2 separate regions of the Homo sapiens genome follow, and region 1 is linked to region 2. A link is a contact called in ENCODE Hi-C data. All regions are on one chromosome and are shown on one strand. The core of a region is the stretch at or near the end of the contact, and the rest is flanking DNA. Distances in the headings are between cores, read along the strand shown. Region 1 overlaps LOC105373893 (a long non-coding RNA gene). Region 2 has its middle 41 kb from the start of LINC02832.

What was found. Hi-C counts contacts between places; a loop is a spot of excess contacts on that map. Pooled maps may share reads with other maps.
Region 1: a pooled map of heart left ventricle shows a loop between it and region 2 (1.9-fold over the local background). The contact joins two enhancer-like sites. A Hi-C loop is called at or near these places in 1 of 168 maps with a recorded cell type or tissue (left ventricle myocardium superior) and 1 of 50 pooled maps.

Annotation. Positions count from the first base shown.
Region 1 is chr2:220,392,164-220,398,272 of GRCh38, forward strand. The region is part of intron 3 of LOC105373893 (a long non-coding RNA gene); the gene reads left to right. Among named protein-coding and RNA genes, the nearest start is that of MIR4268, 490 kb to the left of the region's middle. Within about 2 kb of position 2,502, at least 2 of the 41 ENCODE cell types and tissues checked have a DNase peak (open chromatin) inside an H3K27ac peak, as active enhancers do.
Region 2 is chr2:219,767,938-219,774,925 of GRCh38, forward strand. No RefSeq gene overlaps it. Among named protein-coding and RNA genes, the nearest start is that of LINC02832, 41 kb to the left of the region's middle. Within about 2 kb of position 1,519, at least 8 of the 41 ENCODE cell types and tissues checked have a DNase peak (open chromatin) inside an H3K27ac peak, as active enhancers do.

The DNA of each region.
Region 1 (6,109 bases), core at 1,252-3,751, 630 kb after region 2:
ATGGTAGGCAGAATAATTATCTCCCCAAATCTGAGCGCCCATGTCCTAGTCTCCCGGAACCTGTGACTGTGTTATCTTATATGACAAAAGAGACCTTGCAGATGTGATTAAAATAAGGATCTTGAGATGGGAGAGCACCCTCGATTACCTAGGTGGATCCAGTGTAATCTCAGGTGTCCTTAAAAGTGAAAGAGGGAGGCAGGATGGTCAGAGAAGGAGACAGGAAAACAGAAGCAGATGGCAGAGTGATCTGATTGCTGGAAAGGAGCCACACGAGAAGGAACACAGGAAGCCTCAAGAAACTGAAAAAGGCTAAGAATGGATTATCCTCTAGAACCTCCAGAAGAAACACCATTCTTCTGGCCTCTTATTTTTTTAAATTTATTTATTTTTATTTATTTTTATTTTTTGAGATGGATTCTTGCTCTTTCACCCAGGCTGGAGTGCAGTAACGCAATCTTGGCTCATTGCAACCTCCACCTCCTGTGTTCAAGCGATTCTCCTGCCTCAGCCTCCCGAGTAGCTGGGATTACAGGCACCCACTATCATGCTCAGCTAAATTTTTGTTGTTGTTGTTGTTGTTTTTGTATTTTTAGTAGAGATGGGATTTCACCATGTTGGCCAGGCTGGTCTCGAACTCCTGACTTCACGTGATCTGCTCGCCTCGGCCTCCCAAAGCGCTGGGATTACAGGCGTGGATGGCACACCCAGCGTGGCCTCTTAAATTTAGCTCCATCATACCCATTTCAGACTTTTGTCTTGCCAAACTGTAAGATAATAAGTTTTTGTTATTTGAAGTCACCAAATTTATGGTAACCTGTTACAGCAGCAATGGGATACTAATATACCACCCAACATTGCATCCCAAAGCACTATTATTATTATTTTTTTTTAACTTTCTGTAAGTAGAATCCTTGGGAACATTCTTTCTTGTCTGGCTCCTTTTTCTGCACCCTGTGTCGTTGGACATAGGCGATTTATTTTGAGGCAGAAGAGTGACAAGACCAGATCTATATTTTAGAAGCTGACTTTGACGTCAGTGTTCTGCCTGGGAAGCATAAAGGCTGAGAGGGGCAGTACCTGCAAAGGGCCAATGCAGCAAGCCCAGCAAGAAATGGCCAGGACTCAAAAAATAAACAGTGGAGGCAGAGACTGGGGAGGAGGGCTCATAACTGAGTTTAGAACACAGAATTGATAGGAATTGATGTCCAAATAGATGTAAGGGATGAGAGGGTAGCTAAGAATAATTCCAAATACTCTAGTTATACAACTGTGGGGGTGGGATGTGGTGGACACAGGATAAATTGCTGGTATAAGAAGAAGGATAATGTCTTCAGTTTGAAATCTTTGAAGTGCATACCAGCAGATGTTTCCAGATATCAAAAAGTTTCACCTGCAGATAATATTCCACCTGCTGGGTTGACCTTCTTTTTGGTCAAAAAGATGTAGAGGGAGCAACAGAAACTTCAATGAACGAATCCAATCTTAAAATACAATGGGGATGCCCTACTTTATCCTCAATAATGGATAATTACTTTGTTGTTCAATAGAAGTTAATTTCTACTCCCTCTTTTCCACTCCAATCACATAACAGGTGTAATTATATCTCACACTCAGGGTGATATAATTAATATAAACCTTTGTAGAGGCGCATTTCCAGAGAGTCTTCTTAGGCAGATGATTTAGGCACTTGTCAGGTTTATCACACAATAGATAAATGTTTTCTTCATGTAGCTTAATATAGCAGGGTATCTGCCTCTGAATGGAAGTGTTTCCAGAGAGTCCAGGCAAACAGTCCGTTTATTGCATCTGACAGCTTTATTGCTTTATCAGTTATTTGCTTAGGGAGGATTTTATTATATGTAAAATACTGACATAAATTATGGGGAGGGGAATTGATTTTTTTTACATAGGTTTGATTCATTTTTCATTGTTTGTATGTGCCAAGTTTGATTTGATATTGCACATTTTCTCCTAGTGTATTTATTTAGGTTGCAAGTTATTTCCCTGGTTCTACAAATAGTGGTATTTAGTTCTCAATTTTATTCCTGTGACTGCACATGTTCTCAAATTAAGTCATATATATAGTTAATACATAAAATATAGCTATAGGTACATATATGAATGAAATATATATCTAATAAAATTAAATACATTAACTCTAAGAAGAGTTTTAGAGTTTGGCACTTCAAAATTCAGAGAGATGTGATGCCAGTTTCCCTCCTGGCAATCAGGAGAAAACCAAGAGTAGAACCTGGCTGGGGAAAGTCATGTAGATCATCATGATCAGGTAGATCCAGGGGGTCAGCCCAGAAAGGACACCTCAAAGCCATTGTCATGGGGCCTTGCCTGAGAAGGTCTGGGTCCAAAAGACAGATCTGGATCTCAAGCCAAGCAGAGCCAAGAATAGAAAGAATGTGCTCAGTTAGTGGGGAGGTTCAAATAGAAAGATAGTAGGCATGGAAAGTTGGCAACAGACTTCATGAATTTAGTCATAGGAAGCTGTAGCAGGCACAGTTGGCAGCCTGCCCAGATCCCCTCAGATCTCTTTTACTTGTTTCATGGGCCCATGGTTTTCTACTCAAACCTTCAGAGGATTTTCCTTAGGCACCTGGAGTTGCCTTACCCCAATGGAGGGCCTAAGTTCAGAAGTTACACCCTCTAGGGACAGTTGCACACCCCCTCCCATCCTTTAACCAATGACAGGCGGGTGCAGAAGTATAAAAATCCGGCTTTGTTGCTTTCAGATGGGACAAACTCTGAGGTACCGTTTACACTTTACAGTTCCTTCTGAGACCAGGCTGAGTCTGAAATTGACCTGAAATCACACCATTCCTTGACTTCTTTCCATCTTATCCTGGTTTCCTGACTCCTGTCCTGGTTTCTCCTAGGAGCAGTCCCTTAATAAGTCACTTGAATTTGAATCCTTAGCTCAGCATCTCCTGGGAGAAGCTGCCCTGAGAAAATTGGCGAACCAACTGTCAAGGCAATAGAGTTACAACAGCAAGGATAATAGTGATCATGGTAATAATAACCAACCTTGACTGAATTCTCACTATTTTCCAGGCATGGTGTTAAGTGTCTTCTACATAGTTTTCCATTTAATTCTTCCAAGAGTCCAATGCCAGTCGATGTTATTTTCATCTCTATTTTACAGGTGAAAAAACTGAGGCGTGGGACATTAAGCAACTTGTTCCAAGATCTGATGGCTAAAAATTAGAAAGGGCTTCAGAGAGAGCCCAGTAGGACTATTATGGCATATTATGTATTGAACGTTATATTTTAGAACTTCTCATCTTTATTTGCTCCACCCCAGCCAGAATGTGTCTGTTTCTGAGCCTATATTTGGAGTGATGTCGATTTACCTGCTGTATAGATGAACTCTTGGGATATAAGCAAAGCCAATCATTTTAGTGATTCTAATCAGCAGTCTTGCACATTAATAATCTTGTGATTATCAGGAAGCTAAATAAGAAAATCTGGATGGTTGGGGGCGAATCCAGTACTATTGCTAGATACAATGGCAATATTGCTTGGTATCTAGTACACAAAGGTGAATTGTATAGAATGACCATATTGAATGTGTGAATATGCTTAGGTGATTGCTATAGGCAATGTGTATAGTCAGTGGAGAGTGAGGAGGATGCTGTAAGTGCAAGGACCAGTGTCCAGATGCAATGTTTGAACTTTTCACCCAGGATTGACCATTTGCCTCCAGGAGGACTGGCACGAGAACACTCACTGTCTGGAGCTTTTTTGTTATGCAAAATTTTTTTCATTTCTACATGTTTCATGGAAGAATAATATAGTGAGTTAAAGAGCCTCAAGTGTTTTATAGAGAACTTCAATATGTTTTCTTATCCAGAAGAATCTTGTGTGGTTGAATAATGCCAGGCTAAGTCATGGTGTCTGGTTTCTAGTCTAAATCTATCATCAAATAGATTTGTAACCTTGAGAAAGCTTTTTAAAATTTCCCCGAAGATTTTCATTTCAGGGTTTCCCATCTGTAAAACCAAATTAATAAGTGATTTTTGGAAAAGATTCCTGTTCCCCTGGGACCCTCAACCCTTTCCTTGATGAAAATTATATATCTTTTAATATCTGGTATGGAGTCATCAATAAAAATTTTGTAAGTACATTTCACTATGTTCTTATCAATTCATTTAAATAAGTCATTGAAATATCAGATAAGAGTGACAGTGAAACGTGCACAAAGTATAAGACTACAGCTCAATGAATGTTCCCAAAGTAAAGATATTCCTGCAACAAGCACTTAGATCAAGAAACAGAACTTACCAGAGTCCTGGAAGTGCTCCAAGCCTTTCCAGTCACTTACTCACCCCATCCTGAAGAGTAACTACTATTTTAACTTCTAGGATGATAGCGTGGGACTGCCTGTTTATGCCCCTAATATAAATGGAAGCAAACTGCAGATACTTTTTTGTACCAGGCTTCTTTCACTGAGTATTGTCCGTGAGATTCACCGATGTTTTTCTGTGTAATTATAGTTTGTTCATTCTATTTTTTTGGAAATAATTCCATTGTATGAATGTCTCAATTTATCTGTTCTATTATAGAGGACCATTTGGTTTGTTGGTTTGTTTCCAGATTTTTTTTTCTTTTTTGTATATTACCAAGAGAGTTACTATGAATATTCTTATTTTTTATTTTTTTGCTGAACATATGTGAGCATTTTTTGATGGGTATGTATATACTTAAGAGTAGAAGGGTTGGGTCCTAATGAACACATATATTTAGCTTTTGTCAACACTTCCAAGTAGTTTTTCAAAGAGGTTCTTCAGGGATATTGCATGTTAACATATGAAAGAAGGCACAGAAAAGTCCCTGGACACCTTAGAACATTTATCCCTTGGTGAGATGCTGAGTATGAACCTGGGTTATTTGTACATATTAAGCCAGAGGTGAGTACCAGACAACAGAAATGAGAAAATCATGGTTATTAGTAAATGAGTTAGAAGCTGTGGGAAGGCAGGTGGGTCTTCCAAGCTAAGACTGTGAAATAACAGCGGTGTCTTACTGGTAACTTAGAATAGAGGTGCTCAATAGGGAGGCCATTATCTGGTTTGATAGGGACCTGGGAGCCTGGCTTTTTGCGTTGGCATTGAATATGTGGCCAGGAGCTCTGTCCTTTTTTGGGAAGGAGAATTGACCAGAACTGACTAATGAGCATGACATAAACAAGTCCAGGCAGGGATAGACAGATAATTTAGGCCCTGGATGACACAATTAAGGTTTTTGGGTTGGCCATAATACATTTGGTTTAAGAATCGGAGATGTGGTTAAGAAATAATTTGTAACAAAGAGTAGATAAAACCACTGTGGTTCTAATTTTTGAGACTGTTCCTTATATTTCATTCTTCCCATAATTGCCTTTACTTAATGTCTTAAAGCTCACGGATAGCTTTTTGCGTGGTTTCTACAGTATAGAATGTGGAGTGAGTAATATGCAGACAAATCAAGACAATCAGTGGGGAGACATGGGTCACAATGAGGCGTGATGTACCTTCTGCTAATCCTATAGATCGAGGACTTTGAAGACAAGAAAACACTGGGTGGAGAACTTGGCAACATTTAGGGAAAAAAGTATTAGTTGTGAGCAGGACAGGGAGGAGGATGGGACTCCAAATAGCACTTAATGGGCTCTCTTCTGCCCAAACTTCAGTTCAAATCCGCATTTATACCTCCCAGGGTATATAATTATGCACTCATAATGTACTTGTTTCATTTTGGCCTTTCAGTAAATCCAATAATATCAGTGAGTTTCCACTGGCCAGTAACCGAACGTTATAGTTGATGATTGTTGTATGTCTATAAAACTATAAAAATATGGCACATTTCAAAGTGAGGAGGGCTGCTGTGAAGTAAGTTTAATGAGATGAGAAATTATCTGAGTTGTTTCAGGGTGGTATTACTGAAAAAGGGGCAGCGGTAGCCATTCAGTTTATTCTTAGGTCCTAGGCCTGCCTCCAGTCTGGGCAGAATTCTCTATCCTGGGTTCTCAACATTGAGTTCAAAGCTCAAGGAAAACCCTGTAATTATAAAGAGTGCATATTTCCCTGATCTTGTCCTCTATGCATATAAGTCTCTT
Region 2 (6,988 bases), core at 269-2,768:
TGTATAGGTGAGGAAAACAAGTCTCAGAGAAATAAATTCACTTGCAATGGTAGTTTGGATAATGGTTCCAAATATGGCCACGTTGTACTCCCCAGAACATGTAAATATTACCTTCTATGGCAAAAAGGATTCTGTAGATGTGGCTAAAGTAAGGATCTTGAGATAGGGGATGATCCCAGATTATATTGGTAAGCCCGATGTAGTCAAGTGGCCCTTCCAGGAAGGATGAAGGAGGGTCAGAGTCAGTGGAGGTGGTGTGATGGTGGAGGTAGAGACTGGAGCCATGGACTTTGAAGATGGAAGAGGGGGACACAGGCCAAGGAACACAGGTGGCCACTAGAAGCTGGAAAAGGGGAGGAAATGGATTCTCCCCAAGAGTGTTCAGAAGGAGCCAGCCCTGCCAACACCTTGCTTTCAGTGAGACTGATTTTGGACTTATTGCCTCCAGAGAGAGATAATAAGTAAGAGAATACATTTGAGTTGTATTAAGCCACTGAGTTTGCTGCAATTTGTTACAGCAGCCATAGTGAGCTAATACACTTGCCTAAGGCCATGTAGTTGGTAAATGGTAGAGGTGGGATTTGAAAGCAGGTGTGGCTGATTGGCTGACTCCGTGGCCTGAAACATGGAATGCTTTTATCATCACCAGTGCTGTTGACCTCTCTCAAACAGTAGTTCCTGAGCTCCTCTCTCCTCTCTCCTCCCATAATTCCTGTCTAGACTTTAGCCAAATGACCACAACTTTATGTATATTAACCTTATATAAAGAGGGTCAATTAGTGGTATAGGAGAGAGGGACTGGCAATAGGAGGCCAAAGGGTAATGAGGACATGATCCTCTACTTATTGGGATCCCACTGTGTAGCTGACACTGTATAAACGCTGTGTGTCATTCTCCCAGCCTCCCTGGAGGTCAGGTGCTACTGTCATCTCTACATCATAGTTGAGGAAACTGAGACCAAGAGAGGTTAAGTAACTTGCCCAAGGTCACACAGCTGTGTAGCAGAGCTGAGGCTTAAAACTAGATCAGCTTGAGCCGACACTTTCTGATCCTCTCCTCCTGGAGAGTCCTTATCATAGTGCAGCAGGAGGAGCAGCAGCAGGAGAGAAAAATGTTGGCAAAAAACTAGAGCGAGCTGAAGACCCAGCCTCCCTGGGTTCTTGCTCCCCTTCCAGAAAGCTCCATCTCAGGTGCACAGGTTCCAGTCCAGGGCCGGGGATTCCTATAGTGTCTTCCGCACCCTTAAGTGGCCTTGTTACTCCGGTCATGGAGAAACCTATTTAGGTTTCCCTCCTCTCTGCCTTCTCGCCTTTCATTTCCCCTCTGGCTCCTTGGCTGCCCTTAGCATCTGCTGAGGTAGTGTTGGCTCCCTCCCTCCCTTCTCCTCCCCCTGCTTCTTTTTCATTTTCCATTATCATTGCTGCTCTTTTCCTTTTATTCTTCAATTTTGATCGCCTACGGGGGAGGACGGGGAGCTGAGGGTGAGTGCTGCTTTCTGCAGAGATCTGGCCTGACTTCTTTTGCCTGTCGAGAGTTAATGTGCAAGCTCCCGGAGGCAGGCAGGCCTCGGTCCATCACCCCAGGGAGCTGGACAGCCCGTGCACTGCAGATGATCCCTGGCAACCAGCGGGAACTGGAGCTGTGCTGTTGCGTCTTAGCTGAGCTTATGACATCGCAGAATAGGTTATCAACGACACTGGGCTAAAAATACCGTATTTATTTTTGAAATAACTTGTTTTGGCAGTTATAAATACTCTATGAAGTCAGCTTAGAATGTAGTCTAGCAGCTCTCAGACAACTGAATAATATTTCAGATGTGCACATTATTTTCTATGCAGAATTCAGCATGCAATTTCCAGCCAATTCTTTGCTATCCTGAGTAATGGAGGGCAGATTGGGTGCAGACCAAACCAGTGAATCATCAGCTTAGTGCAGGGTTACAGCCTAGGCTTCCAAACTGAGAATTTTACTTTGGAGTAGATGTTACTAGAAGAAACGTTCAAGAAAGTTTTCTTTGCTTGCTAGGGACCCCTTTACCTTTGGGTAGCAGAGAGCTGAAGCGAGTCATCATAACTCCTTCCCTTCTTCTCTTTCTCTTTCTGTCTTCCCTACCCCTCCCTCCTCTCTCCCTAGTTAAGGGCTATTAAAAAAAGCCACAATACCATTGTCACACTTAAAAAATTAATAATTCCTTAATATCAGGCTTCATCTAGTTTAAAAAACTATTTGAATCAGGATCCTATTAAGATCCACACAGTGCCATTGATTGATATATCTCTTAAGTCTCCTTTAACCCATACGTTCTCCTTCCATTTCTCTCTCCCTCTCTCTTTGAAATTAATTCGTTGAAAAGGTCTACATTTTTACTTGCTGCATAGTATTCCCCAGTGGGGATCTATCATTTCTCCCCCATTCTCCTATTGATGGGCATTTTAGGTTGTTCTTTTTTCTTTTCTTTTTTGAGACGATCTCACTTTGTTGCCCACGCTGGAGTTCAGTGGCACGATCGCAGCTCACTGCAGCCTCCATCTCCTGGGCCCTAGTGATCCTCCCACCTTAGCCTCTCAGGTAGCTGGAACTACAGGCCTGGGCCACCATGCCTGGCTAATTTTTGTTTTTGTTTTTTCTGGAGAGACACAGGTCTCACTGTGTTGCCCAGGCTGGTCTTGTACTCCTGGGCTCAAGCAATCCTTCCATTTCAGTCTCCCAAAGCGTTGGGGTTACAGGTGTGAGCCACTGCACCTGGCCTGGTTGTTTTCAAACTCTTACTGGCACCCATGTGCTACTGTGTGAGATCTTTGTGCACATGTGCCAACATTTCTCTAGGGTAGCTACAAAGACACAAATATGGAAAATTGAAGGGCAAGCACACTGTATTCGGTTGAACCATATGAAATTTTTGTAGGCCAAAGACAGTTGATTATTGGCAATTTCAAATGGTTCAGCCTAATACATTTTCATTAAAATTGCTAAATTGCCTATAAACATATTGTAGGAATTTGCTTTCCTCCCACCAATTTATAAGGGTTCCCATTTCCCCATACCATTGCCACTGTTAAAATGATCATTGTTTTACATGTTCTGTGAATCTGATGGGTGAAGAACAGTTTTCACTGTGCTTGCCAATGACTCTCAAGAGCTGTGGTACATGCAGTGAGCAGGTCCTTCTTCTGGTAGGAGCCAGATCTCCTCAGCATGACCCATACAAGATGGGCAGTACTGCTGCTGGGCTGTGCCCAGATAAAGCAGGTGACCCGTCAGGTGGGCTAACTGCAGACAGAGAGAGGGGATTGGCTACATTTTCAGGTAGCTGCTGCTTCTCCTTCTCCTTCTTCTTTTTAACAGAGATGGGATCTTGCTACGTTAGTCAAGATGGCCTCGAACTCCTGGCCTCATGCAGTCTTCCTACCTCTTGCTCTCAAAGTGCTGGGATTACAGGTGTCAGCTACCACACGCCTGGCTATGTGAATTCTTTTCACTCCCTAGACTGAGCCGTGACCCCTAAGATAAGCTTATACCTGGCTGAAATAGGAAGCCGTTCAGCTGAAGCCTGTTGGCTTCATAGTTTGTGGCTACATAGGTAGCCTTCATCTCTGCTAAGGTACCTGCATTGGCTAGTGAGGAGTGACAATGGGCTGAATGGGAGTGAATACCCAAGGGCTCAAATATCCCTGGAAGGATATCTGGGCATTGCAAGGGCTGGGTCCCTGCTGTACCACCAGCTTTGCCCATTCAGGGCCTGAGAGGTTTCTTGCACTTGCTTCCCTAGTTAAGAGACCTAGTATGGAGGGAGGGGCATGGGAGGAAGTGATGGTGGTGGAAGGGACACTGGACTAGAGATTAAGAGACCTAATTTTGAGAACTTGTTTTGTCCATTAAAGCAATGTGACTGGGCCATTCCCTTCTTCAGTCTATCCCCAGGTGTCCCAACTGGAAAATGGGGGCATAAGGGCCTGTGTACCCCCTCTCTCCCCTACCAGTGTTATCACAGTGTTGCCGAGTCTGCAAAAGCATTTTGAAGGCATCTGTGTGCTCTGCAAAAGCAAGGCTTAATGTTCAAAACCCACAGACTCTGCAAGCTAGAGAAATGCCCCCTTTCCTGGTAATTATTCAGTAATTATTCACATAAGAAGGATTTCATTGTTATATTTCATATATTCGTTGTAGTTGATGGCCTTTTAATAGTGACATTGAGTTTGTGTACAGAAAGGTTATTCATTTTAAGATTTCTGGGCCTTAATTGTTATTTGTTTTGCTTGGTTCCAGTGTGCTATAAATTAGTGATATCGACAGAACGTATTTGTCTTGGCACCATGATGTATTGTCTGTAGAGAGTGCTGTTTGGCCTGGCATCGGCCTGGATTTCCCCATCTGTTTCTGATGTTTACATTGTTAAAGATACGATAGACACATAGGACATGGCCACATGCAGAGAGGGAACTTTTATCCACTCCAGTGCATCAAACAAGGTCTGAGCCTGCAATAAGCACAGCCCTAAATTACACTTGAGGCTGCTTAACGTCCAGGCCCAGCCCCTGCAATGGCGGATTGATTGCTCGAGCCCTGGGGTATTCACTCTCAGGAACGTTTTTAGCGGGCTCAACAGCTCAATCTTGACAAACTCATTTTTGCCTTGCATTTGAAAAGGGAGAACTGCACAAGCACAGGCTGCATTCCAATGTATTCCTGAGAAGCTCCAGAAAACCAGGGGTAGGAAGGATAAGGCATCAGTCTCAAGAGAATACCAGCGCCCTGTCCTTGGGGCAAATCTCTCCTGGAGGTCAGGGACCTGCAAGGGACTGGTGCTTGTTGTCAGTTCTGCTTCTGCAAGGCCCATCTCTCTGCAGCAGTGGGAGAAAAGATATCCTGTGGCTGGGCTGGTCCTAGGCCTCATAGAATTCTCCCACACATTGCCCACAATCTGCTAAAGTAGGGGCCCACATCTTTTTGTGAAGAGGCGATCTTAAAGTTTCCTCATTGTACGACCACAGGAGGGGAAGAAAGGAGGAAGGGGGTGTAGTCAGTTGGGTAGCGGAAAGGCATTGGAGTCTGTTGAGAGCAAAGGCTTTTTCCTCTTTAAACTCCCCAAATAAATGTGTGTGCATGCGTGATTGTGTGTGCATGCATGTGTGCATAAGGGGAGGTGGGAGGGAGAGGGAGATTGATTGCACGAGGTACAGGCATTGCTGATGGAGGCAGCCAGCAGCCTTTTGATTAGCTTGAGGCAAGACTTTGACATCTGCTGTCACTTCATTACTGTCAGCCTGGAAACCCTCCTCTGTACCCACTTCACACGTTGCTCTGGAGTCAGAGCAAGACCTGTCTTTCATTGTTGCTGAACTGTGATCTCCTTTCAATTCCCTGAAATGAAGGAGCTGGGAGGTTGGTTTCTTGAGCTTTCCCCCCTGCATCCAAGAGGGCACAGAGGTCTGGGTTTTGGAGCTTGGAGAGGAGAAAACATCTTCACATACTCACTTCGGTTGGAGTGGAAACCAAGTCTACTTTTCCCACTTGCCTTATGCTTTTCTCCTTTTCTAACCTGGTGTCCTATTTGGGTAGGTACAGCTCCCGGTGGGGAAGACCAGAGTGGCAAATTATGTGGAATCATTCGACGTTGCAGGCCTGTTCAAATATCTGCTCACTGGTCACAGAAAAGTGCTTAAATTCCCTAATCCAGGCCTTCCATCTTGTGCCCAGAAGCACTGTTTTTTAAACAATTCCCCTATTCCTCTCCCCAATCTCTCCTCTATCCTGCAGTCCAGATAAACTTTCCAGGACATTCATGGAAGGGTGATATATTGAAAGAGTCGTTAGTGTTTTATTTTGCTATATTTTTCCCTGTCACTATGACTCCTGCGCTCTGAAGGAGGTATCCAGACTTTGTATTTAACCCCAGGAGAGGCTTATGTTTTCTGGGGAGAAAGCAGAAGTTAACTGAAGAGAAGGAACACTCTTCTTAGCTTTGTTTCCTGAAAGCCCAAACTTCTTGAGAGGATTATGCTAGCAAGGATCACGGAAGAGGAGGAAAGGAGGACCGCCAGGGGCCTAACCTGCTCAGGGTTATACTCCATCCTTTCTGGCCCGCCACTTGCTCTTCTGGAAACGCTCAAATAACCCCCACCGGTCTTTACAACTCAGCTCAGGTGTGAGCATAAGAACTCATGTCTGACTCCTTCCTGGGAACTGCCCATGCTCCTGTGAACACCCATGCCACCCTCTATCTCTCTCATCACAGCCCTGATCACAATGGGTTTGAGTTGCCTATAAGATGCCGGTCTGGTTGGGTGCAGTGGCTCACTCCTGTAATCCCAGCACTTTGGGAGGCTGAGGTGGGTGGATCACCTGAGGTCAGGAGTTCGAGACCAGCCTGGCCAACATGGTGAAACCCCATCTCTACCAAAAACACAAAAAGTAGCTGGGTGTGGTGGCACACGCTTGTAATCCCACCTACTTGGGAAGCTGAGGCAGGAGAATGGCTTGAACTCAGGAGGCAGAGGTTGCAGTGAGCCGAGATAGTGCCACGGCACTCCAGCCTGGGCAACAGAGCGAGACTCTGTCTCAAAAAAAAAAAAAAAAAAAAAAAGATGCCTGTCTTCTCCAGGGCTGGTGCTGGGCAACAGGGGCCAGACCGTGTTTGCTGAGTGGCTGGCTGGTCTCTGAGGGCCGCTCCTGTGATTCCTTCTGTCTATGGCACCCTTTTCTGGGCTGGCCCTGGTCCTCTTGCCCCGCTGGTCTGTTATATTGAGGAAGATCCCTTCACTCTCCTGTCCAGTGAGGGGGCAGGGCTGGATAATCCCCCAAATGCTTCCCAGTGCTAATATACCCAGGGAAGGAGACCATGGGACCTCAAACAAATAAAGGTGGCCACACTCATTGTTCTTTTTTAACACCACCATCTCCCCCACCATAGCTGTGGCTTTGGCTGAGGTGACATGGTCAGGGAAGGGCATGCATGAACCTATCCCCCAGAGATCCAGAACCTTCCCTT